4 separate regions of the Mus musculus genome follow, and regions 2, 3 and 4 are each linked to region 1. A link is a loop called in an ENCODE intact Hi-C map of the cell type or tissue named here. Cell type or tissue: left cerebral cortex. All regions are shown on one strand. Links, peaks and the distances in the headings refer to the core of each region. The heading gives the core; the rest is flanking DNA. Region 1 holds the start of Smpd3 (sphingomyelin phosphodiesterase 3, neutral). Region 2 holds the start of Slc7a6os (solute carrier family 7, member 6 opposite strand). Region 3 overlaps Smpd3 (sphingomyelin phosphodiesterase 3, neutral). Region 4 overlaps Smpd3 (sphingomyelin phosphodiesterase 3, neutral).

Region 1 (5,773 bases), core at 1,082-3,581:
TCCCTCCTTTCTTTCTTAAAAAAAAATCCACTTTATTGCTAACCAGACTTAAATTCCTGTGAAAATTTTCCATCCTAGAAAGAAAACCTTGTGTTATTACCCTGTCTTCTTTGGTAACCAGGTTCAAGCAACAAACCTTACCAGAATAAGACAACGATTGGCCACATACTTGCTGAACTGGAAAGCACTCTGTGGCTTGTGTTTGAATGCTAGTTAGATCCCTAACTTCATTCCTCTACATTTAGAGATATCTTTCCATAGGACAGTCTAATACTTCAATTTTTGCTTCTGCAGTAGGAAAAAGGATAGATTGGGAGTTCAATAGAACCAATAGAACCTAAACTCTGCCTTTTCTGTATGACCTCGGGTAAGCCCCTTTGCTGTTAAAGCTTCGTTCATCTTGAAAGTGGGAATAACACCAGCACCTACCTCAGAGGACTGTCAGGATTAAATGCACTCTTGCATGCAAACAGCCTGATTTAGAAAATTTATTATTAGCTTGTAATTCTTTAAATAGGGATTGCTGATGGGCTTATTCAAAAAACGACGCAGCAAAAACGTTTACATCTCTGTTTTCTCCCATTCTCTTCTGTGATCAACATTAGGGAAATCCCCTAAGATGCTGCAGCCCTCCGCTCTGTTCTAGTCCTTCCTCTTTGCAGCTGGCAGGCAGAGGCCTGTATTCCAGAACCTTGGATAGATCCAAGCCTTCCCTGCTCAGCCAATCTGCTACTCATGAGCTGCTAGTTGGAGAAGGAGATACCCCAACCTGGCACACTGTTTTCCAGGAAAGGCTGTGTTAAAGCAGAGATGCTCCCACCATGAATGCCGCCACGCGAGAGCACACTGACACTGTCATTCATGCTCAGTCCTTCAACATAGCCTACCCGACCTCCTGCATATTTTTAAGGAGCCTCTTCTCAGCAAGCCGTAACTCTACCCACAAGATTTTCAAACTTAGAGTTCTTTACTTCTTTCCTATGAGTTTCAAGAATTTTCTTGAACCCCCAAAGAACAAAACACCACTCACATGTTTCTGTTATCTGCAGATACTTAATTTCTTGTACAAGGGTATTCTTGTTTGTTTTGTTGTGTTGTGTAGCTCTGGCTGTCTGGAATTCACTCTGTAGACCAAGTTGGCCTCAAAAAACAGATCTGGGCTGGTGAGATGGCTCAGTGGGTAAGAGCACTGACTGCTCTTCCAAAGGTTCTGAGTTCAAATCCCAGCAACCACATGGTGGCTCACAACCATCCGTAATGAGATCTGATGCCCTCTTCTGGTGTGTCTGAAGTCAGCTACAGTGTATTTACATATAATAAATAAATAAATCTTAAAAAACAAAACAAAACAGAGATCCACCTGCCTCTTCTTCCCAGGTGCTGGAATTAAAGGCATGGGTCACCATTACCCAACTGGATTAAACATTCTTGATTAACCTTAAGTAAAAGCAATAACGTGTAACCATGAGGAAATGTTTCACAAGACAGAGATTCAGGTAAGAAAGATAAAATAATGTTATCGCCTTGGGTGATGCTAAACACTCTTCTCTGATAGGGATAATCAGGTGGTTCAATTTATGAGGTGATTTAGCTTTTCACTCGCCGATGCAGAACATAACACACTATATGCAGTCACCTTCTGAACAGGCGAGGAAGAAATTAAGTCCTATTTTTACTTTATGATACTGAGTCACATAGTTCGATGCAAATCACATGGATGCCAAAGTAAGAACAATGCCAGGTATTTAAATACCTCCTTCCCTCTGAGGAGCTCTCACAATTTTGTGACAGTGTGAGATCCTTTCAGAGCGACTCCAGAAGAGACACATGTCTCCAGGTGGGCACTTAGGACTGAGCATGTCTCTTCCATCTCCCCAACTCCAGTCCTTAGGAAGAGCCAGGCCTCAGGGACCTTTTTGTTTAGTAATTCCAGATGTCTGAAGGTTCTAAGCCACAATGTCAGGGAGGAAGATGAGGCTTGGTTCTGAAAATGTTGCTGACTGCTTTAATAACGAGGAAGAGGCAGAGATGAAAAGTGGAATGTGAGAGGAAGGGAAGAGTGAAGAAAGGTAAGGGAGAGAGCCTAGAAAGGTAACAGAACTTCCCTGAACTTGATCATCAGAGGCAGAGCTGGTAGAGTTATAGGGCTATTAGGAGTAATTGGTCACAACTGGAGACAATGTCCTAATAAATGTTTTTGCTGCCCTTTCTCAACTGTAGGCTTCAGACCCACTTTTCCATGCGACTGAAGACAGCAGCAGTTTTACTTCTCGGTGCCGTTTGAAAGAAGCCTAGACAAGAGCGGCATCTTGCAGAAGGAAGGTGTCTCAGTGGGAAAGTGCTTCCTTAATAGGCATCCCAGTCCTGTTTTCCATCCTCAGCACTATGAGACAAGCAACCAAACACAAAACAAGGACACCTACTCCAAAGGTAGACAGGAAATTCGCCCCAACAGAAAGGTGTGTGGTTCAACAATGTCCACAGCAGCTCCGAGCCTACAGGGGAGTAGTGGTTGTCAATTTGTGCTTTGGCTTGACTTCCTTCCAGCAGAGGTCACTGTGGATGCTGGCAGTGGACACTTTAGGGAAAAGGATCAGGTAGGCTTGGCTGACTGGAGTTTCCACTGCCTGGTTCTTTCACAGTCCATAATCTATCCCCTTAATTTATGTGAAGGAGATAATCTTGAAGCGACCTGAAAAAACTTTGTGGTAAAAGCGATGGTGGTAGGGAAACTTAGGTCAGTGGCTGGGACTAATAAGGCTGAGAGGGCTGCATTCATCTTCTAGGAATATTAAGACAGAGTCTCATTATATAGTTCAGGCTGACCTCTAACTCGTGGCAATCCTCCTGCCTCAACCTTTCAAGTGCGGGATTATAGGCTTGTGGCCACCATTACTGGCTTGTACCTGGTGTTTCTGAGTCTCCATTTGTGACCAATTACTGGTAATATCCCTGTAGCTCTACCAGCTCTGCTCATATACCCCTTCCAGCCTCTATTGACAGACTTCCCAAATCTTCCTTGGCAGCCAGTGGTTGTGATAAGGTAGGTTTTGGTCATTAGGGCAGCCCCCTACAGCATGATAAGGTGCTCCAGGGAATGAGGACTGATAAAGATTTCAGGGTCAGATTTGGGTGCCCAAAGGGCTAAAGAGGGTGTCACATTCTTGTGAAGTTTCACTGACTGGAATATAGCCAGTCCTTCAGGTTGGACCCGAGGCAGTTTAAAGCTGCCTTCATCCTGAAGTTGAACCTTAGGTCAGCAACTGTGACTTGAGAGTTAAAAGGATAACTGTCTTGCTACCTTCTACATCTAAGCTTGGTTCCTCTTCCTCCTCCTTCTTCCCACCCCTCCCCCAGCCATATGCATAGCCTCACCACAGCAAGGCACACGCGTGAATACTGGAGCATGGACAGACACATTCATCCAGTCACATTTTCACTCACGCTCTGCCCCACACACCACTATCAATAAAAATCACATCTAGCCACAAAACCAAATTTGTCCTAATATAGCTGATAGGGCATGAGGTTGAATGGGTTTAGTCAGCATGCTTCTTCAGATCCCCTCAACTGCAAGGTAGAGTCCCTGGTCATCCCTGTCCTCGTGGTCACAAGTCCTGCCTCTAGTAACCATCAATCCCATCGCATTCTTGGGGCAGGACTGGCAGTGGGGTTGGAAGGTGGGGACAGAGAAGAGTGTATGGCACAGGACCCAGCACAGCACAGCCACCTCCTCCCTCGGGATTTTCCATCCCGGCTCGCGCGGGCCCGCGAGGAGCGAGCGCGCTTTGTCTCTCTCGCTCTCTCTTCTCCTAGCACGTTTCCGTGGAAGCTACCCGTGCCGCGCCCGAAGCCCCCCTTCCTCAGCCGCGCCCCTCGCGCAGTCCAGCCCTGCACGCCTGCCAGTGCCGCCACCGCCGCTTTGTCCTCCCGTGGATGCCTGGGCAGAGCGCGAAAGCCGGGCACCTGAGAGCAACCCCTGCTCGCAGGGTACCAGATCTCGGCGTCCAGATCTGGAGCGCGCTCGGCATGCAGCGGAGCATCCCTCCAGGATCCGCGAACGCGGAGGAGCTGCGGGTTGCTGGAGAGGGAGACCACTGGGTCCTTTCCCTCAGGTGCCCATCTAGACTCTTAGCCGTGGTGCTGGAGCTCTAATTCCCGGGGTGTGGCGGAGCAAGAGAGATGATCTCCACTCTCTACTGCCTGGGACCTGGATCTAGGTGGAGAGGGCCTGGGAAATAAGATCCAGGTAGGGAGGGGTACCTCAGACTCTCACTTCTACCCACCTCCCACACCCAGGCTATTCAGACCTTAGGTGCGGCTCCATCACAGAAGACCCAAGCATCCATCAGTGCTTGGAGCAGGGTGGGGAGGAGTCCTGCAGCCCTTCACTTTCTCCATTCCCAAAAACAAATATCCCACAAAGAACCCAACTGTGAGCAAGTCATAAGGGGAGAGCCTGGATGTAAAGGAGGGCAAAGGGAAGGGTCTCCCTAACAACTCGAAACCTAGGAGAGTCTAAGAGGAGGGGAGGTGTCTCATCAGTCACATCCCAATCCCTGTTTGCAGCCTGTTTGCAGCCTCGAGCTGGGGTGTTGTAAGGAAGGGTCCCTCTATCTCCAAACCTCTCATCCCAGAACAGTCCCTCCATCCTCAACAACCCAAGCAGCCTTGACTTTAGGCGCAGGAAAAGGGAGACTCCAAGCCTTTTTCACGCTCTCCTACGAGAGACCAGAGAGGGTCTTCCAGCCCTTCATCCCTTACACTCAAGAAGCTCTTTCACCATACGACAAAACCCAGCCGAGGTTGCTCCGACCTCAGGCCCTGGGCCACGAAGAGGCCCGCAGTCAGTCCCTCCAGCTCCACGGACAGATGGTGTTAAGTGCGGCGAGGACACGTCCCATCAACTCCCCAGGCCCCCCTCTCCTCAATAAAACAAAAGCAAGTCCTTAGCACCCACCTCAGGTGGCGCACAGGAGGGCGCTCGGTGCGGGGCAGCGCACGCGGCGCCTCCCAGCTCCTCGCGACCGGGGCTTCCTAGAGACGGCTCTCGCGGCGGCGATGGTTACAGCGACCGCGGCTCTGGCATCCGGAGCCTCCCTCGGACTCAGCACCTGGAGCGGCGAACAGCTCCGCGCCTCATTCCGCTGACCCCGCCTCCCGCGAGCTGCTCTGGCCAATGGAGACGCAGGATCCGCCCAGGAGGTTGCCTATTGGGAGGTTCCGGTCCCTCCGTTGGGACCTCGCCCCCAGAGACCGCCCAAGTGTTTGCTCTGCCTGCTGGAACATGTAGTCTCTTAGGGCTGTGGAGTGGGCTCGTGCCGCGGGCTTGTAAACAAATGGACTACATTTCCCAGAGTGCATTGAGGAGCCCTAGGCGCGGAGGAGGGTGGGAGGACTGTTTCCATAGCAAACTCAGCCCCTTGGGGAATGGGGGATGGGGAAGTGGGGCAGGCCTTGGGACCCTTGCAAGACCACATGTGATCTGTGGTTAGCGTCTTGGAAGACGGATTCGGTTATCTTTTTCTCTCTGTTTCTACTTGAGGACCCTGGGCCTCAGTTTCCCTGTCTAGGAAGAAAGGTAACGAGACGGCCTCGCTGCAACACTCGGTGGAGCCAATCGAGAGCGAGACGCTTTGGTTCCTCCCCACCAGAGATAAAGGATACTGGAGGAGACCTTCACACCTCAATCTGAACTTTTATATTTTTTCCTTAATTCTGACACTGAAGGTTTGTTTGTTTTTTTTGTTTTGTTTTGTTTTTTTGTTTTTTT
Region 2 (5,773 bases), core at 1,909-4,408, 120 kb before region 1:
GTAGACAACTCTGAAAAGCACCAACACTTAACACCATCTGAGGGCTGCACGTCAATCGACCAAGGGAAGGGAAGAACTTTGCTGTAGTCCACTGACTACAGGTTCAAATTATCTTTCCTAGAAAAACAAAATTCATGCTTGGTACCCGCCATCCTAGATCTGTTTCCACACAATAATGTAAAGCTTAGTTGCCTGTAACCTATGGAATGCAGAGCCCACAGCTTTACCTTGCCTTCTTTCTTTCACAGCTGTTTTATCTCTACACTAGCTGTTCTCAACCCCATTGGTTGTAACCCCTTTGGGGGGAGGGGTGTTGCATATCATTATCCTGCATATCAGATATTTACATTATTATTCATAACAGTAGCAAAATTCCAGTTATGAAGTAGCAAAATAATTCATGGCTGAGCATCACCATAAGAGGAACTGTGTTTAAGGGTCACAGCATTAGGAAGGTTCAGAGCTATTACTCTTTGGGTTTTATTTTGTTTGTTTGTTTTTTTCGAGACAGGGTTTCTCTGTGTAGCCCTGGCTGTCCTGGAACTCACTCTGTAGACCAGGCTGGCCTCGAACTCAGAAATCTGCCTGCCTCTGCCTCCCAAGTGCTGGGATTAAAGGCGTGCGCCACCACCGCCCGGCCTGGTGCAAGCTTTTTTTTTTTTTTTTTTTTTTTAAGATTTATTTATTTATTATATGTAAGTACACTGTAGCTGTCTTCAGACACACCAGAAGAGGGAGTCAGATCTCATTACGGATGGTTGTGAGCCACCATGTGGTTGCTGGGATTTGAACTCAGGACCTTTGGAAGAACAATCGGGTGCTCTTACCTGCTGAGCCATCTCACCAGCCCCCCTGGTGCAAGCTTTTAATCTCAGTACTTTAGGCAGCAGGCAGATCTCTGTTGAGTTCAACGCCAGCCTGGTCTACATAGTCTCAAGAAAAAAAAAAAATCAGGCATAACAACAACAAAAAAAAAAAACCAAATACAGGCATAGAAATAAATGCCAGGTAACACAGCTAAAGCCTCCTCACCCATACTTCTATAAGCAACCTCAAGTAAATTAATGGGAACACACACACTCAAAGAGCATAGCAATAAAAGAAAAAGAATCAGGGTTCATTAAGAAAGTTTCAACAGGGGGGCAAGCGAAATGGCTCAGTGGGTAAGAGCACTGACTGCTCTTCTTGAAGGTCCTAAGTTCAAATCCCAGCAACCACATGGTGGCTCACAATTACCTGTAATGAGATCTGATGCCCTCTTCTGGCCCATCTGAAGACAGCTACAGTGTACTTATGTATAATAATAAATAAATCTTTGGGCCGGAGCTGGGCTGACCGAAGCAAGTGGGCTGAATGGAGTGAGCAGGGTTGAGTGATCAGAAGTCCTAAAATTCAATTCCCAACAACCACATGAAGGCTCTGGTTTTCCCATTAGAAAAGGTAGAGACAGCCGCCTTTAATCCCAGCACTCAGGAGGCAGAGGCAGGCGGATTTCTGACTTTGAGGCCAGCCTGGTCTACAGAGTGAGCTCCATCTGTACAGCTACAGTGTACTTACATACATAAAATAAATAAGGCTTTTTTTTTTAAAGGTTCAACAGGAGTGAGTATAGACATACAAAATCTAATAAAAACTATTACTTTGAATAGCCAATGCTTGCTAATAAAAACTTTCTGAAAAAAAAAACAAAATGGCGATAAAAGTATCTAATTCATAGTATTTGTGAAGATTAAGAAAAGGAAAATACCACATTAGGAATCTAGCTCAGAGGAAGAACACTTGCCGCAAGTTCCCTTTGTAGTGACAAGTCTGGAATTTTGGTTTCTTTAAAGAACACAGAAACAGTTTATTTTTTTTTTTGTTTTAATCCCAGGTGTGGGGATGTGGGGCTGCTTTGAGCTGTCTAAAGCAGCTGACTATGATTTGCCTCATGCCCTAGCAGAAGTGGTTTTTGTCAGCTGTAGATAGTTTCTGTGACATTTGGAATTCTGGGAACTTCTCAGAGGGTATATATAAATGCTAGAGCCCCGTCTTCAGGGAGGTTGGAGGCAAATTGTTAGTAGTCTGACCATACACTGCACCAAAACCTCCAAAATTGTGAGCTAAAACTCCTTCCATATTTACCTCATTTTTCGTAGCAATGACAGTTTAACATCATCTCTAAATACTGTATATCTTTTAAATAGCCAAATCCACTTTCAAAAGGCCTACATCAATTCTGTTTATTTATTTTGATACACGTTCTCACTGTGTAGCTCTGCCTGGCCTTGAAAGAAGAGATCTATTGATCCATGCCTCTTGAGTATTAAAGGCCTGATCAATCACACACAAAGTTTTTGTTTTTTGCTTTTTGTTTTTTTTTTTTTTGGAGACAAGGTCTCACTATGTAGTCCTTTTTGGGCTGGAACTCAGAGATCCACATGGTACTGCCTCCCAAATGCTGGGAGGGAAGGTGTGTATTACGACACAAGCAAAAGAGAAAGAAAGAAAACCAATCCTAAGGGGCGTGGGTTGCACATGCTTACTTATAATCCCAGCACTGGAGCGACGGAGGCAGAACTGCTGTGTGTCAGAGGTCTGCTTGGGCTCCATAGCCCGTACTATGTCAACCAGAGCTACACAGCAAAACTATCTCAACAGAACAAAAACAACAACAGAAATCAGGTAAAATGAGGTCAACTCTTAGAGATGGATCATCCATTCTTAAGCTTACAGTGTGTATGCTCTTCATTACTGCCTTTGGGAGCAGAGCAGACATATACAGTACTCACTTTGCGGCAGTCGGTGGCAGCAGCCTCTGGGTTTTCCTCCTCGTGGACCAGGTCCAACAACTGGAAGCCCGCATCCCCGACAGCTTCTGACCCACACTGAGGCTCCAAACTGTTCGAGGTTCCCGAGGATCGGTGGCTGGAGACCACCCTGTAGCGGCCCTCTTTACGGACCTCGCGCACCGAGGCACGAAGATCGCGGCGGATACGCAGCTGGCTGCTCCGGGACGGGCGCAAGGCAGCCCGCACAAGCTGCTGGATTGGCTCCTCCTGAGGGGCGTCGGGAAAAGAGATGACTGCGACACGGGCAGCGTTCAAAGATCGCTCCCACAAAGAGTCCATTCACCCTTCTCATACCTGGGATCGCACGGTGGCAACCAACTGGAAGACATTTCTCTCCGCCGCCGCCGCCTCCTGGCCCTCTGGCGTCTCCCGAGCCGCCGACTCGACCTCGCTGCTCCGGGGGCGTTTACAGGCCAGCACGAGCGCCTCGGCGGGCTCCGCGTTGCGCTTCCGCTTCACGCGCAACACCGCAGTCCTGCCGGCCTCCATAGCGGCGATCGCGGAGTACTGTGGGAAGGCGCGGGGCGCGACGGGATGTCCATCCAGTTCAGCGGGCGGGGCCTCACGGAACGTCACGCTACGCCTCGACGCCCCACCCACAGTGGGAGAGGCAAAATGGCCGCGGGAGTGGCGGCGAGTGGATCGCTTCCCACAGCGGGTGAGCTGTTGGGCTTGCTGGGGAGGTTGGGCCGTGGCTGGGCCTGGGTGCAGTCGGTCTTCCGGCCTCATTTTTAGGGCTCTGGCGTTGGGGATATTTGGGTTTCCGGTGTACTTATCTTCCGGGCTGCTCCAGAGTCCACGTGGAGTGGTTCAAGCACCCTGAGCAGGTCTGCCGCAGCGGTCCGCGTGGGTGACTGTCCTTTCTCAGACTGTCGCCGGGCGCAGGACTTGTGTCAGAAGCCTCGCCCCAGTCACTCACACCGGGCGGGACCTCAGTTGTATGCAGCGCCCCTAACCCAGCCGGGAACGGTTCGGTCCCGGGACCGTTCGGGCGGTTTTGCTTCGGGATGGCTTTCTCAGTTCGTATTCTGAGCAGTTTGGGAACCATTCAGTTCACGACACTCACCCGGAGAAGCGCCAGACGTTTGTGTGCCCGAGGTGGACATGCTTTTGATTAAAACACTGGAGTGGCCCTCAGTGCATTTTTAAGTGTGTTCTTAGTGAAACCCTAGCGACATCACAGATAAGCAAGTGTCCTTAATCTGTTGCGGAATAACCACTTCTGCGCTTTTACTGTATAATGTTAGCTCATTGCTCGGCTTACCCTGCCTTCTCACTTGCCTTCACTTGAAGGCTGGACCCCGATGGACTTGTGGGGCCTTTTTAATTATGTAGGAATTTCTGAAAAGTGGCGAAACTTCCAAACAGCCCTATATATTTACTGTAGGCCCCCCCTCACCCCCAAATTTTTCTTCAGACAGGAATCTCATTGTGCAGCCCTGACAGGCATGGAACTCATAGAGATGGTCCTGCCTCTGCTTTTCTAGTGCTAGAATCAAAGACATGCAACGACACGTTGTTCTGTTTTGTTCTTGTTTTATGACAAGGTCTCACAGCATTGCCCAGGATGGCATCAAACTTTAGATCCTTCTGCCTCAGTTTCCTACGTGCTGAGATTTTAGACATGAGCTACCACAACTGGCTTTTATTATAGTTTTTGATGGTATATCCTATATAAAAAATGAAAATTACTCTTGTCAGAAATATCAAAATACTGGTTAATTTTCTTTTGAGATGGGCTGTCACTATGTAGTTCTTGCTGGCCTAGAACTTACTATGAAGACCATGTTGACTTTGAACTTACACAGAGATCTGCCTGTCTCTGCCTTCCAGACCTGAGATTGAAGGTCGATGTTATCATTAATAAAGAATTGTAAGTAACTTTGACATTTTTGTCTGTTTCTTTATTTTTTTTTTCTCTTTGTTTTCTTGTCCTTTCTCTCCATCCTAGGCATTATAATTGATTAGGTTTCTGATATCAAGATATCTTCCTAAGAAGTAAATTAACAAGCCTCACGTTTCTGTGCAAACACTGAGGAGCCAGTTGGCACCATGAAGGTCTTCTGTGGCCGTGCCAATCCTACCACGGGATCCCTGGAGTGGCTGGAGGAGGATGAACACTATGATTACCACCAGGAGATTGCCAGGTACCCAGGGCTGCTGCTCAGCTGGCTGCAGGGGTGCAGGGCTCCTCCATGTCAATTTAGGTTTGAAGAAGATTGTGGAGATTGTTTTTCTGAGCAGTTGAGGTCTCTGTTAGGAGAAGAGAGCACCTGCTGAGAGCAGTGTGGGAAGTGGGTTGGAGAGAGGACAGGGAGTCCTCTGTCCTAACGTAGAAGCAAGCAGTGGAGGTGAGAGAGGCAGAGCAGCTTGGAGGAGCAGGAAGGAGTTTGGTAACCCACTGAATGCAGCAAGAGGGGAAAGTTCAAGAAGCACCAAGATTCCTCCCGGCGAGATGACCGGGTGGATGGGATGCCCACCCGAGAGGAGGAGGTGTTAAGGTTTGGACACTTCCTGTGATGCTAGAGGTCGACAGAAGCACGAGTTGTGGAGACACAGAGTTTGCGGGCGGAGCTCGGTAAAGGTGAGGTTGAGAGAAGTTGCTGCATCCCAGTGAGAGAGGAGATGGAGATGGAGATGGAGCGTAAGAGGATCAGCCGAGGAGACTGAGGAGAGCCAACAGGAAAGTTAGGATGGAAAGAAAAGAGAAGCTCAGGGAAGGGAGGAACGCAGGAAAGGGTCGGGCTGCTCAGAAGCCCTGAATGCTGATGCCCATCAGCAACAGCAGTGGGCAGGTGTGACGTGGGGGAGCTCCTTTGGGGAGTGGACTGGAGAGATGGATGGTTCTACACATTTACACAGTGGGCAGCGCAACTCGCTCCATCCGCACTCTGGGCATTCTCATACACGTATGATTAAAAAGAAACTATTTTGCCAGGCAA
Region 3 (5,773 bases), core at 1,048-3,547, 64 kb before region 1:
CGCTAAAGCACCCCTGTGAGTCAGGCTCTGTTTCATCAAAGCTTCCTGAGAAAAATGACCCATTCTGACCCACTGTGTGGCTCAACCCTAATACTGGGTTGGGATCAACTATCTCCTGAGACAGAGCTTTAGGGTACAAGGTGAGAGAATCCATTTTCAGCTGCCCCTTGCTCCCTCCACTCTTGTTTCAAGCCCAGAAACCCTTAGGCAAAATCCTCTCGTCTGTAGTGATAGACTGATTTCTGCCAGTCCCGGCTGGGCACGGACATGTTTTTGGTCTCCATTTGCAGGGTTGGTGAAGGGGAGGAGCTGGTGTGGCAGTTCCAGGAGCTCATGGGAGTAGCAATACCACAGTGATGCTCTAAAATGAGACAGCCTTGAGTCCCTTGGTCCTCCATGCTGCCACCCCAGATCCAGCTACCCTGGGCCTCTTCTGCAGTGCCCTGAAGGGAGGAGGACCCTTCTGGGTGCTGCCACCTGTTCTGCCCTGCACTGGTTCCGCTGTCTACACCCGGAAGCTGTGCTACAACAGACACAGAAGGGACTGCCATGGACGAGGCTGTTTCTAAAGCTCTAGATAATTATTCTGTCTCAGGGAAATGAAAGGAGGGTAAACAAACAGCACACATTAATTAGACTGATCTACACTTTCCTCATGAAAGAAGAGCACTGCTGTTAAACACGAGAGGCTGGCAACTTCCCAGGGGTTTCAAGTGTTCAAAGGAGTGGCTGTGGAAGGACGTGGCTGTCCCAGGCTGGCACAGTCCAGGCAGGTGCTCAGCCACACCCTGCTTATCTCCCTTTTTCTGTGTGTACTGTCTAGGTGGGGTCAGGCATGTGTCTGTGACAGGCACAGGTTCTGGCTTTGGACACAGGGCTCCATTGTCCCCATCAGTCCCTCTTCTCTAGTCCATGTCCTTGATCTGGTAGCTCTGTAAGGAAGGCCTGTCATGGACATCCTTGAGGGGGCAGCAGGCTCCTCCAAGGCCATGTATGCTGAGCTTCTGCACCTCAAACTCTTAGATTAGGTGGATCATTCAGGGTTTAGGCTAAGGAGGGAAGTCACCCTTAGGTTGGTTCCCTTTGGAAATCCTAATAGGTTGTTTCCAGGGTTACTAGAAGCCACGTCTCTTTCCCTCCATACCATATAGCTGAGCTGAATACTCTCAGGCTTTCAGCCCTCAGGGCTTCTAGCAGGATCCCCAACCTCTTCATTACGAGCTGTGGGGTTATGACTGGGGTTATGGTGCCCCAAGGCAGCACCCCTGGGAGCCAGCTTCTCTGGCCTAGATGTAGAGACCAGGCTTCCTCCTTTCCCCTGAGTTTCTTAGTCTTGCACACAGCCCAGGAGTCAGGCTAACCTAAGTCACACCATGGCACTGACCATTAAATGAGGTAGCAGTGCCTACCTCTAGGGCTACCATGAGGACTAGAGAGACCTGGCTGATGGCCTGGCAATTCCTGCTTCCTTCCCTCCATTTCCTGAAGCCACCCAGTGTGCCTCACCTCCTCTCCCCAGTTTGTATCTTCTACATTGTTAAGGGGATGACCTGAGCCCACCCACAGGACTTGCAGGGACCCTGACTGAATCAGAGTGCCTTGGGGTCTTCACAGGTGCCACTCCCACTGTCTGGGCCAAAGCCAAAGTCTTCACTAACTTGTCCTCTCTTTGGCAGTGAAGACAGAGGGGGCAGAGAGCTTGTGGGTCACAGACAGATGCAAGAAGAGGAAGAACTTGGTCTAGGAATGGCTGAGAGCCCAGAAAACCCTCAGTCCACATGGGAGAGGGAAGGGAGGGCGGATCCTCTGCAGGATCTGAAGACCGTAGTCCCAAGCATTTCTGGGTAGCCCGGGGCATCGAAGGCAAGTAAGTTCAGCCACTCCTACAGATGAACCTGTCAGCACTGAAGACGCTTAATTCCTAGCTAGCAACCTGTGTGACTAGAGCGTGTTCCCGGAAGGGCACCATGGCTGCTCAGATGCTGGAGTTAAACCAGGGTCTACCCGAAATAGTTCCATGTGGGCCCAGAAGCTGATCTCCCCTCACCAGCGAAGGGAATCCTAAGAAAGAGCCCTGCCCGGGCACACTGTGGGAGGCAGGAATGTTCCCAGTGAGTATCAGATAACCAGGCCACACAACTGCCAACTGTGCAGAGTGGACCTGGTCGGCACGCTGATGCACAGAACACACCTTATACCGGAGCGTCAAGGGGCCCGTGTGGATGCTGACTGTTAATCTGCATTTCTCTTGCAGTGGGAAGGTGTGAAAGCCAGGTCAGTTCTGGGCAAAGCAAGTCCTGACCCTGTGTGGAAGCGATGCCATCTCTTGGGGCGTCTTTGAACTTTGGAGGGCTGTAACTGCTCCATTTGGCATTGCCTGGGGTTTATTCCTCTTTTACTACTGTGTCTTCTGACCTCAGGCCTGCTGAGCCCTCTCTTTCTCACTATAAGCTTAGGGTCTTGGAGCAAAACATCCTACAAGTCTTTGAGTCTAAACAGGAGCTGGACCAAGCCCCAGGTTCGCTTCAATCCAATTACCCGAATGTGCCTGCATTCACCAGCGGCTGTGAGATCAGGCCAGCCCATTCTGCCTAGATGCTGCCGTGGAGAAGTTGGCATGGCAACGTGAGCTCTGAGCTGCTGAAACTTGGAGTCAGCTCATTGCTAGGAGGACAGAAAGACTGATGAGAGACAGATGCTTTTCTGAGTTGGGGGAGGGGTTGGAAATGCTATAACCCAAATAGAACTGATGTTTGGGGTCTAGCATAAACACACAGGCTGCAGCAGTGGCTCCCTCGGATGCAGGTAATTCCTATCACACTTCTTAATCTAAAGCACCAGCTCTGCCTCCATCCTCCTGCCTTCACCTCTCTGGCAGGGGCAGACACACCACCCTGCCCCTTATGTACTCCAAGGGGATATAATAGCAAGCCACACCAAGAGGCACCATAGTCCCCTGACATCCCTGACAATTCCAAGTGTTCTCTGGAACTCCTAACAGACCCCTTAGGAAATAAGTCTACATTTTCTCTGAGATGGATGACCACCCTGAAAGCCTGCAGCTTCTAGAGCCTTCTCTGAGAATGAATCCAGCCCAGAGGAAAACAGGCCTTAAGGCTAGAATGGAGAGGCCAGGTCTTCGTAACACACTTGAGCTCTAATCTCTCCGCCTGAAGCCACACAGCCTGCAGACTTTCTAATAATAACTCACTAGTCAGCAAATCCCCCTGACTTTCCTCCCGTCGCTTTGACTGTTTCTGTCACTCACTAAAGATGCTTTGTTTTATCTATGTACACCAGGTATGTGATCTTCCTAAAGCTGAGTTTTTCTCAGATGTGCATAATTCCCCTGCTGCCCCTAGCTGTGCATGGGGCAGAGTAGAGCTGTCCTCTTGAGTCAAGGGGCCCTGCAGGTCTGCGTGCCTCAAGGCATCTCTTGCAGCCAGCTAACATTCTGGGCAGACAGAGCTTGTGGTCACAAGCTCTGAAACTATGGTGGATGTCAGACAAGGTGATTGAGGGGTGCCCTGGGTCTTAGTTTCCTTTGGTATATGGGGATGAAAATTCCTTGGGCTAGTTCAGCAGTTCTCCAACCTCTCTAACATCGTGACTCTCTAATACAGTTCCTCATATTGTGGCAACCCCTAGCCATAACTTATTTTCATTGCTACTTCAGAACTCTAATTTTGCTGTTATGAGTCATAATGTAATCTTGATATGTAGGATGTCTGCTATGTGACCCCGTGAAAGGGACATTTGACACTCCCCCCATGCCCCCAACACCAAGGGATCTTGACTTGAGAACCACTGGGCTCGTTGGCGATGGCAAGCACTTTCAGCACTTAGTGCAGAGCCTGCCTTGCTTCTGTGCTATCACTAGCGCTACCAAAGCTTTGTTTCCCTCGCCTTAGAGAGCTGGGCTGCAGTGCCTGCTTAGCATCTTTAAAGCCCCGAGTTTAGTTCTGAGCACAAAACAAAACAAGAAGAAAAGAAAAGAAGAAAGGCTCAAGATACACCCAGAAGCTTCAAAGTTATCTCATGGTGAGGACTGGCCTTACAGAGGGATACCTGCTCTCTTAAATGACACTGTGGGAGATGGGCAGGCTTGCCTTCTGTCAGAACTGTACTAGAGCTGTCTCTTCTGAGCTGCTTGTATAAGCCAGAGCCATTGGCTTCTGTAGAAGCCAAGTGCAGGCCAAGGGTCCATAAATTTTTAAAAAAGAAACTTTCCATGGGAGCTGTTAATTCACGATGTGGCTTCTGAGCACAGGAGTGGGATGGGAGCGGCTCTGAGGTGTTCTTTCCACCAGCCAGCCTGGACATTTCCATGGCAGAATTCAGAGAGGCCAGATGATGCCAACTAGTGTGTGCTTGGAAAGCAAATCTCAGGCTAGCTCTGTGGAGGGTGCAGGGTGCTCAGCCAGCCTGGCCACTCAGTCTTCACTGCTTACCATCCCTGAATTTTCCACTGATGACTACAGAGGACACTGCTGGGGAAGCTGGGATGGAGCTGGATCCTAGGTCTTTGCCTGAGCCTCCACTCATCCCAAGGATCCTGAGATAAGGGGTAAGAACCTTCCTACACCAGACCCACTGCAGAAAGTTGACTGAAGCAGAAGCCATGGGACTTGTACCAGTCCTGTACCCTTGTGAAGGCTGAGACCAGGATAGCAGAGGAGACTTGGGGTGAAGGCTTTCTCTGTGATGAGGATGGGCTCTGAGACCACCCAGCTCACAGGCCTTCCCCCACTAGGCCTCAATGGGCAGAATTGGAGCAGACCTGATTCAGGAGTAAATAGCTGAGCATGTAGCTAGGCCTGAGCCTATGTCCTCTAGAGTTCTGAGCTGCTGCATGCTGGAGCATGGGTCTGAATCCAGACTTAAGAACAGTCCCAGTAGAGGCTCTTGGAACTCCCTAGCAGGCCATGGTATTGTCTTCAGTGAGATCTGGGGAACCCAGTGTGTGAGAGGAGCTACCTAGCTGAGCAACTGCCAAGGACATACCAACATGCCCTACCTGTACCAGGAGTCTCTCTTCAGGCACAGTGACAAGAGTAGCCCCAAATCTCTCAGAACCTGTCGCTGAGGCCTTGCTCTCAGCAGAGTTCCTGATCTCTGACACAAAGGCTGTCACCAATGGTTTGAGAGCTAAATAAGCCAAAGACTATTCTTTGCCTCTGAAGAAACAGCAACATGTTTTCTGGAGGAGGAGGAGACTTGCTGACATCCTCCTGAAGAATCATTCCATATCCAGCCCAGATTTTTCTGTGCCAAAAAACATTTAACAAACTGTGTCCCAGAGAAGGTATGCAGCGATTAACCAGCAAGCAAATTAAATCAGTTAGACAGCACACAGCAATCTTCCTACAGTACAGCCCTGGGCAGCTGAGCCTAGGTGTCACTCTCTGCTGAGGGTCAAAGGATTTTTGTCTCGGACCCTTTCAAAGACTTCTGACCGCTGGCCACTGTTATACAAAGAGACTTCTGCATATACCAGTATAGAAGCCCTTGACTCCAAGAGAACCGACCATATTCCCTCCCCTTAAGAGAGGATGCACAGGGCTGGGCGGTGGTGGCACACGCCTTTAATCCCAGTACTTGGGAAGCAGGGGCAGGCAGATTTCTGAGTTCGAGGCCAGCCAGGACTATACAGAAAAACCCTGTCTTGAAAAAAAAAAAGAGAGAGAGAGAGAGAGAGGATGCACAGAATAACCAAGAGCCACTTGCATAGGGCCCATGTGCGAGGCTGCTCAGTGTCCCAGTCTATTCACCT
Region 4 (5,773 bases), core at 2,049-4,548, 70 kb before region 1:
TCAAGATCAGCCACCCGTTTGTCAGACTTTCCCTTAGTATCACTTGCCCTGTGCTGACAAAGGACAGGACAAAGGCATCGCTGCTGGCCCTGCAGCAGAGAAGAATCCACCTGGGATGAAGACGCCATGGCAGCAAGGCCATAGCTGCCTCTCACATATCCTGCCTCCCTCGTACCTGCCTCCCTCGTAACAGGTGTGTGATCTCTGTAGTATCCAGTTTATTATTTGCTGGGACTCAGGGATTCCAAACATAGTGTCCCCAGGACCTGTACAGTCATGTGTGTGTTTCTCTTACAAAAACACAAAGTCACACCGAGAGGCTCTGCCCTTTAGTTCTGACGGCACAGAACGTTGATTAAAAAGGTGCTCAGAATTAGCTGTGCAGAGTGGAGGCCAAAGGGAAGCCAGCCCTTCCTTCATGGGGATGTCCAGGTTTTCAAGGGCTCGGTGAAATAAACTGGGAGAATGTGACCCAGTGAGGGCCGTGGTAGAGGAAGGGACGAACTGCTGGCTGCATCCTCCCAGAGTCCCTGGCTCCTCTCCAGATGGGCCTGACCCTCTTCTGTGGAAGAACAGTCTCACCCAGCAGGGCCCAGCTCTACTCCCAAAGGCAGCATCTAGCCAGACAAGTGCCTGAAACATACCCGAGCACAGAGTCAAGCACCTCCCACAAAGTGAGGACTGGCTTGTGCTTGACAAGACTAAGAGCGGCAGAGCAGGGGATGTGGGGGCCCCTCTGGGTGACCCAGGAAGGGTGGAGCATGGGCTGTGGGAAATGGAAGAAACTGAAGGGGGTAAGAGGAGTCAGACTTAGGAGGAGGCCTCACTGGAAGAGGTCAGCCACGTTCACAGTGGGCAAGTGCAGAGGAGTACAGGGCTAAGACGGGCAAGTGGGAAGCAGAGGCATTGGAAAGTAAAATGAAAAATCTGGGATGGCCGGGCAGGCACAAGGTGCACGCAGCCAGAATGACTTCTTCAGGCTTCAGTGTAGAAGAGCCAGGGTGAGGACAGCAGGGCAGATACTGAGCTTGCCTCGGGAGTAAGATGTCAAGAATCATCCAGAAACGGAGTCTGTAGCGCCACATTCCCTTGGGGGGGTGGGGGGGGCAGGGTTGATAATAAGGGACCCTGAGAAGTAAAGAGAGCTGGTTGCATGCTTATCCCAACCTTCAGCTATTCAAAAACGTGTTAGCCCCATCATGGTGTTAAAAGATGTTGCAAATCAAGTTTGATATGAAAACCATACTAGCCAGCTTTAAAAAGGTTCGGAATGGCATGGATCAACATATCTGCCAACTAATTTGAAACCCACGAGGTAAAGAGAGAAAAAAAGAATAATGACAGAGCCACAGAGGAGAAGCCAGCCCAAGAAGTTAAACTGTTTGAGGGTACCGGATGGAGGAGGAAGGAGAGGAGGGGCCATGTGGATTGTTCTGCAATGCAGTAGTCTCTGGACATTGCCAGGCTCACAACCATCTGTATCGCCAGGGGTGAGAGGACATATCTTTCCACTCTGAACTTGATGACATATCCCCTCCCTTCCCAGAAGGCCATGCTGGGTACCAAGACAGAAACACATCTTCAAATACAACACAAATGAACCCTATGTCAGAACAGGAAGGCTGAACTGTGTGTCAGACAACCTGCATCTCTGTGGCTGGCGAGCTGGGAACCCTAACTCTGGTACAGTCATGCAAGAGGCCTCGGGCAGCCCAGGGTGAGACATCTGAGTGTGTGCCTTCGTTCTAGCAGGCTCAGTAGAGCCAGTGAACACTTATCCCATCAGCCACTGATCCAGCATTTTCCTGCACAGACTGGAGCTGAGAATGAGAGAGACCTGTCCTGGGCCATAGTCAGGGTCCCCTACCAAGCAGCCCCTCAGGCAAGTCTCCCCAGCAGAAGAGCTGCTGCCCCTGGGGCAGAGAGCCCCATCTGCATCAGACCGCCAAATGATGCTTCAGAAAGCTCTAGATTCACTTAACGGTGGCTTTTAGATAGAGAACAAAAAGTCGACACAGTATTTCAGGCTGTGTGGAAGATAATGTGTAATGACCAAATTACCATGGTCTAAAACCTCCTCCAACTGCATCCGAATTAGCAGAAATAATTACGGTTCACTTTAATTAGGGACTATGAAGTGAAGCCAGGGGCTGGTGGGCAGAGAGCCTGGCATGGCAGCTGCTGACACCCAGAAGTGGGGACTGTCCTGGCCATTGAAGCCTCAGTGGGTGGGTGTGGTCTTTGGCCTGGAGATCTAAGAGCCCATATGCTGGCCTGCACTCTGGTCTGCTCTGGGCTCTGCCCTTTGGCTTGTCTCCTCTTCCACCACAGTTACCACCACCACCACCACCACCACCGTGGTCACCATTATTCAGGACAAGAAACTCTTACTCCTATCTGGGCCTCAGCACAGGTCGCTCCCACTCTACAGATGAGTAGAAATGACTCAGATCTGAGATACTGGCCCAGACCGCTGAGCCTGAGCCCGTGTGGTAGGGCTGGGGGCCCTGAGTTCAGTTCCATGAAAGGCTTTGTCTGGCCCCTAATTCATCCCATCAAGCGAGTGAGGATTCCCAGGGAATAAGGGTTGGCAGGAGCTGTGGCCTGCTTTTTCGTGTGGCTAAGGGACAGTAGTGTGTAGCCCTCAGGCGGAGCTGAGGTTGCCTACCTTGAGAAACAGAGCTCCCTTAGAGGCCAGGGCATCGAAGCTGCACCCATTGGGGTAACAGTGATAGGCCACGTCCATGACAGGGTAGCGGCTGGCGAAGAAGAGACCGCTGTTGAGACATTTGAAATTGCAGCAACCATGACAACCGTAGACCCCAACATCATACAGGATGTACTCGAAGTAGCCGTGTAGCTGCTCTTTCAACTTAGCAGCCGCACGCTTGTCAAACACCTCCTGCAGGCACAGGAAGTCCAGATTGGCCGGGAAGAAGGCTGAGACCTCGTGGTCAAAGGCTTCATCAGGGTGGCGCCTCCTGCGGGCTGCTGCCTTCTTCACCACAGAGGTCTTATACAGCAGCTTGCTGTTAGCCCCTGGCTCTCCGCTGCCACCACTGTCTTGCCCAGCCCGTGCCTTCACCAAGGACTCCCTGGAGGCTGAGGGGCTGCCCAGGCTCCCAGAATCCCCATCTCGCTGATTGTGGTTGGGTGTCTGGCCCTTTGGGGTCCCACCAGCCCCATTCCTGGCTTGGCTCCCGGCAGCAGGGTCATCAGCTTCTTGTGGCCGACCTCCTTCCTCGCCACCAATTCGCACAATGCAGCTGTCCTCAAGGCTTCCGTCAGCCTGTTCTCCAGAGGCTGGGCCGTTGGCAGCCTCGTCGCTGGGGTGACGCCCACCATCCCCCTTGTATTCCACAGAGGCTGTCCTCTTAATGCTCCCAGGAACAGCTCTGGATCCATCACCACCCTGTGGCGACACCAGGCTGCTGAAGCTGGCTGCACTGATGGAGGTGTTGGTGGGAGAATCGATGTAGATCTTGATCTGAGGCCTGGCGGCCCCATTGCGGATTCTCTGCCCAATCTCTTTGGCCCGAGCTTGAGTGTTGAACACATTATTGAGCCTCGCGAGTGAGTCGGGGAGGAGGCAGACATTGGCCGTGGCGAAGCAAAAGCTTTTGCCTGCCCCCGTGCCCTTCCATTCACTAAGCAGGGCTGCCCCACCAGCTGGGTTCTTGTCTTCTAGCCGGGAGTAGGAGTAGGGCCGGCGGGCAGACTGCAGTGGAGACCAGAAGATGAACCCGAGAAAGGCAAAGGGCAGTGCAGCCACAAGCAGAGCCAGGTAGACTGGCGTGAAGAGGACCGTGCAGAACAGCTGCAGGCAGCAGGGGTCATCTGCCCTCTGGCGCTTCTCATAGGTGGTGGGTATGAAAGAGGCCAACAGCCGGTCCACCAGCCAGTAACATGGGAAGATGAGGGCCCAGGACACGGCGTGGAGGGCAGACAGACAGCTATTAGGAAAGGGGGTCGTGTACAAAACCATTGCAGCTCACTGGGCGCCGCAGCCGGCTCTACTACATGGTGTCCGTGGCAGCCGCAGCACTGTCCCAGGCAGGGGGCAGGTGGAGGATGGAGGAGAGGTCACCTCCTGGTGAGATGTGACTCTGGATGATCAGTGGCGAGTGTCCCACAGACAGTCATGGTTCGCTTCAAGGGGCCATGCTGGGACACCGGAGTCTGCTGAAAACCTGTAGAAGAGAGAGTGAAGGAGTCCTTTACTGAATTAGGCTGTTCCAAAACCCAGGGGATCAGCTCCACATGGAGTGTATTGGGGCCAGAAGAATGCCCCAGCACACTCCATCTGCCTATATAGTTTTGTTTTCTTGGAATAAACGATTAATATTTGACTGTCCCTAACTGGCTGTCTTGGTTCTGTAACTTAAAAAATGGCCCATTTTTCAGAAGGGCACATCCTTACGGGGTGCAAAGGGGTGCGTTAGGATCTGAGGGTGTGCCTGGACTGACACTGGCTAGAAGCAAGTGGAAACCCTTTGGGAGCCAGGGATGTGTTTAAAGTGGGCAGGCAGTGGCCTTAGTTAGAGGAGCTGCAAACATGATTGTTCACCTTTTATCTAGTGCCAACTAGACCAGGAAAGACAAAGGGGGGCAAGAGTTAGAGGGCAGAGGGCACTGTGGCAGGCTGGGCAGAACAACAAGGAAGCCTCATCCGCGTGCAGCCTGCTCTGGCCATGGTGTGGCTTCCTGAGCAACAGACGAAGCTCTGTGCTCTCGGCCACAGTGCCCTGGAGAACCCCAGTGGGGACCCAGCTACAGATTATTTGACCTGCTGAACATTTATCCAGTTATAGGGACGCTGGTATCCCCTAGACACTTGGAGAAGGTTCTTGGGGTTGTGTGGGCCAAAGTGGGTTTTTGGTTTTGATTTGTTTTGTTTTCTTTTGTTTGTTTTTCAAGACAGGGTTTCTCTGTATAGCCCTGGCTGTCCTAGAACTCACTTTGGAGACCAGGCTGGCCTCGAAATCAGAAATCCGCCTGCCTCTGCCTCCCAAGTGCTGGGATTAAAGGTGTGCGCCACCACGCCTGGCTTGGGCCAAAGTTTTATGAACTCTCCAGCTTGTGGTCCAAGATGCCCCTTCAGGCAAAGCCAGCAGACACCTAAATACATTCATCCTTGGTCCCTACCCCAGGCTGTACTGAGTCACAGCAGTTTTGAGAGCAGCTCTGTATAACACCTATAATATAGGCTGACAGGTATATTGACTGTGCCTTGTGTTTATCCGGCCTCCAAGGACCCACGATGCTCTTGAGGTGAACATCCTGGATGCTTGATCTGCATTTTGGTTCTGAGGCCAGCCAGGTGAATTCATTATGTTCCATACCACTTCTGCCCCTGACACCTCAGCAGGTCTGGACCCAGACTCTCATCATGCATCCTGGTCCTGCATTCTCTCCTCCCTCCCAAGACCTCTGTCACTGGAGCTAGAAACCTAGATAGCCTTTATACTCATGTCTCATCTGTCCCTGGAAAACATCTCAGGATGAGCTGAGGACACTGTTGCAATTCATCAACCTTCTCCACACAGTGACTGGAGGGCCACCTACCTCCTCAGCTGGCCCTCCGTCTCTGCAGCCTGTCAATCACCTGGCTATGTTCTCCTCCTACTCACTCTGACAGTGGTACAAGGACCTCACTCTGAGGATCTCCCACAGCCTTGCTTCTTCCTCAGCATCTCCACAGCTCAGCTTAGACATGAGCTTTCTAGGGGAGACTTCATCACCTCCTTGCCCGGGTGGCTCAGGCAGGTTCGCG

Evidence for each region. Peaks named below come from ENCODE experiments on the same cell type or tissue, not always from the same donor. Only the 100,000 strongest peaks of a DNase experiment are listed, where the experiment ranks them.
Region 2: it touches region 1 in a loop (4-fold over the local background); 2 of 42 quality-filtered maps call a loop at or near these places.
Region 3: a loop joins it to region 1, with 4 times the contacts of the local background. A loop is called at or near these places in 5 of 42 quality-filtered maps.
Region 4: it touches region 1 in a loop (5-fold over the local background); 6 of 42 quality-filtered maps call a loop at or near these places.

Annotation. Positions count from the first base shown.
Region 1 is chr8:106,332,852-106,338,624 of GRCm38, forward strand. It overlaps Smpd3 (sphingomyelin phosphodiesterase 3, neutral), which reads right to left and starts at 5,114. Exons shown (of 9, transcript NM_021491.4): 1 at 4,961-5,114. 4930506A18Rik (RIKEN cDNA 4930506A18 gene) reads left to right here. Exons shown (of 3, transcript NR_126091.1): 2 at 1,378-1,496; 3 at 2,221-2,903. In left cerebral cortex, for the core only: CTCF peaks have their summits at 1,316 (motif pointing left) and 2,552 (motif pointing right); DNase peaks (open chromatin) are centred at 2,500 and 3,406; H3K4me3 peaks cover 685 bases; H3K27ac peaks cover 439 bases.
Region 2 is chr8:106,207,594-106,213,366 of GRCm38, forward strand. Slc7a6os (solute carrier family 7, member 6 opposite strand) reads right to left here and starts at 3,340. Exons shown (of 5, transcript NM_001007567.2): 1 at 3,126-3,340; 2 at 2,772-3,038. The coding sequence starts at 3,320. Prmt7 (protein arginine N-methyltransferase 7) reads left to right here and starts at 3,461. Exons shown (of 18, transcript NM_145404.1): 1 at 3,461-3,489; 2 at 4,783-4,978. The coding sequence starts at 4,884. In left cerebral cortex, for the core only: a CTCF peak has its summit at 3,256; DNase peaks (open chromatin) are centred at 2,567, 2,850 and 3,373; H3K4me3 peaks cover 2,467 bases; H3K27ac peaks cover 1,430 bases.
Region 3 is chr8:106,268,415-106,274,187 of GRCm38, forward strand. All of the region lies in intron 2 of Smpd3 (sphingomyelin phosphodiesterase 3, neutral), which reads right to left. Among named protein-coding and RNA genes, the nearest start is that of 4930506A18Rik, 11 kb to the right of the region's middle. In left cerebral cortex, for the core only: no CTCF peak of the experiment used is centred there; DNase peaks (open chromatin) are centred at 1,875, 2,602 and 3,179; H3K27ac peaks cover 2,323 bases.
Region 4 is chr8:106,261,935-106,267,707 of GRCm38, forward strand. It overlaps Smpd3 (sphingomyelin phosphodiesterase 3, neutral), which reads right to left. Exons shown (of 9, transcript NM_021491.4): 3 at 2,669-4,190. The coding sequence starts at 3,985. Among named protein-coding and RNA genes, the nearest start is that of 4930506A18Rik, 17 kb to the right of the region's middle. In left cerebral cortex, for the core only: a CTCF peak has its summit at 2,964 (motif pointing left); DNase peaks (open chromatin) are centred at 2,173 and 3,409.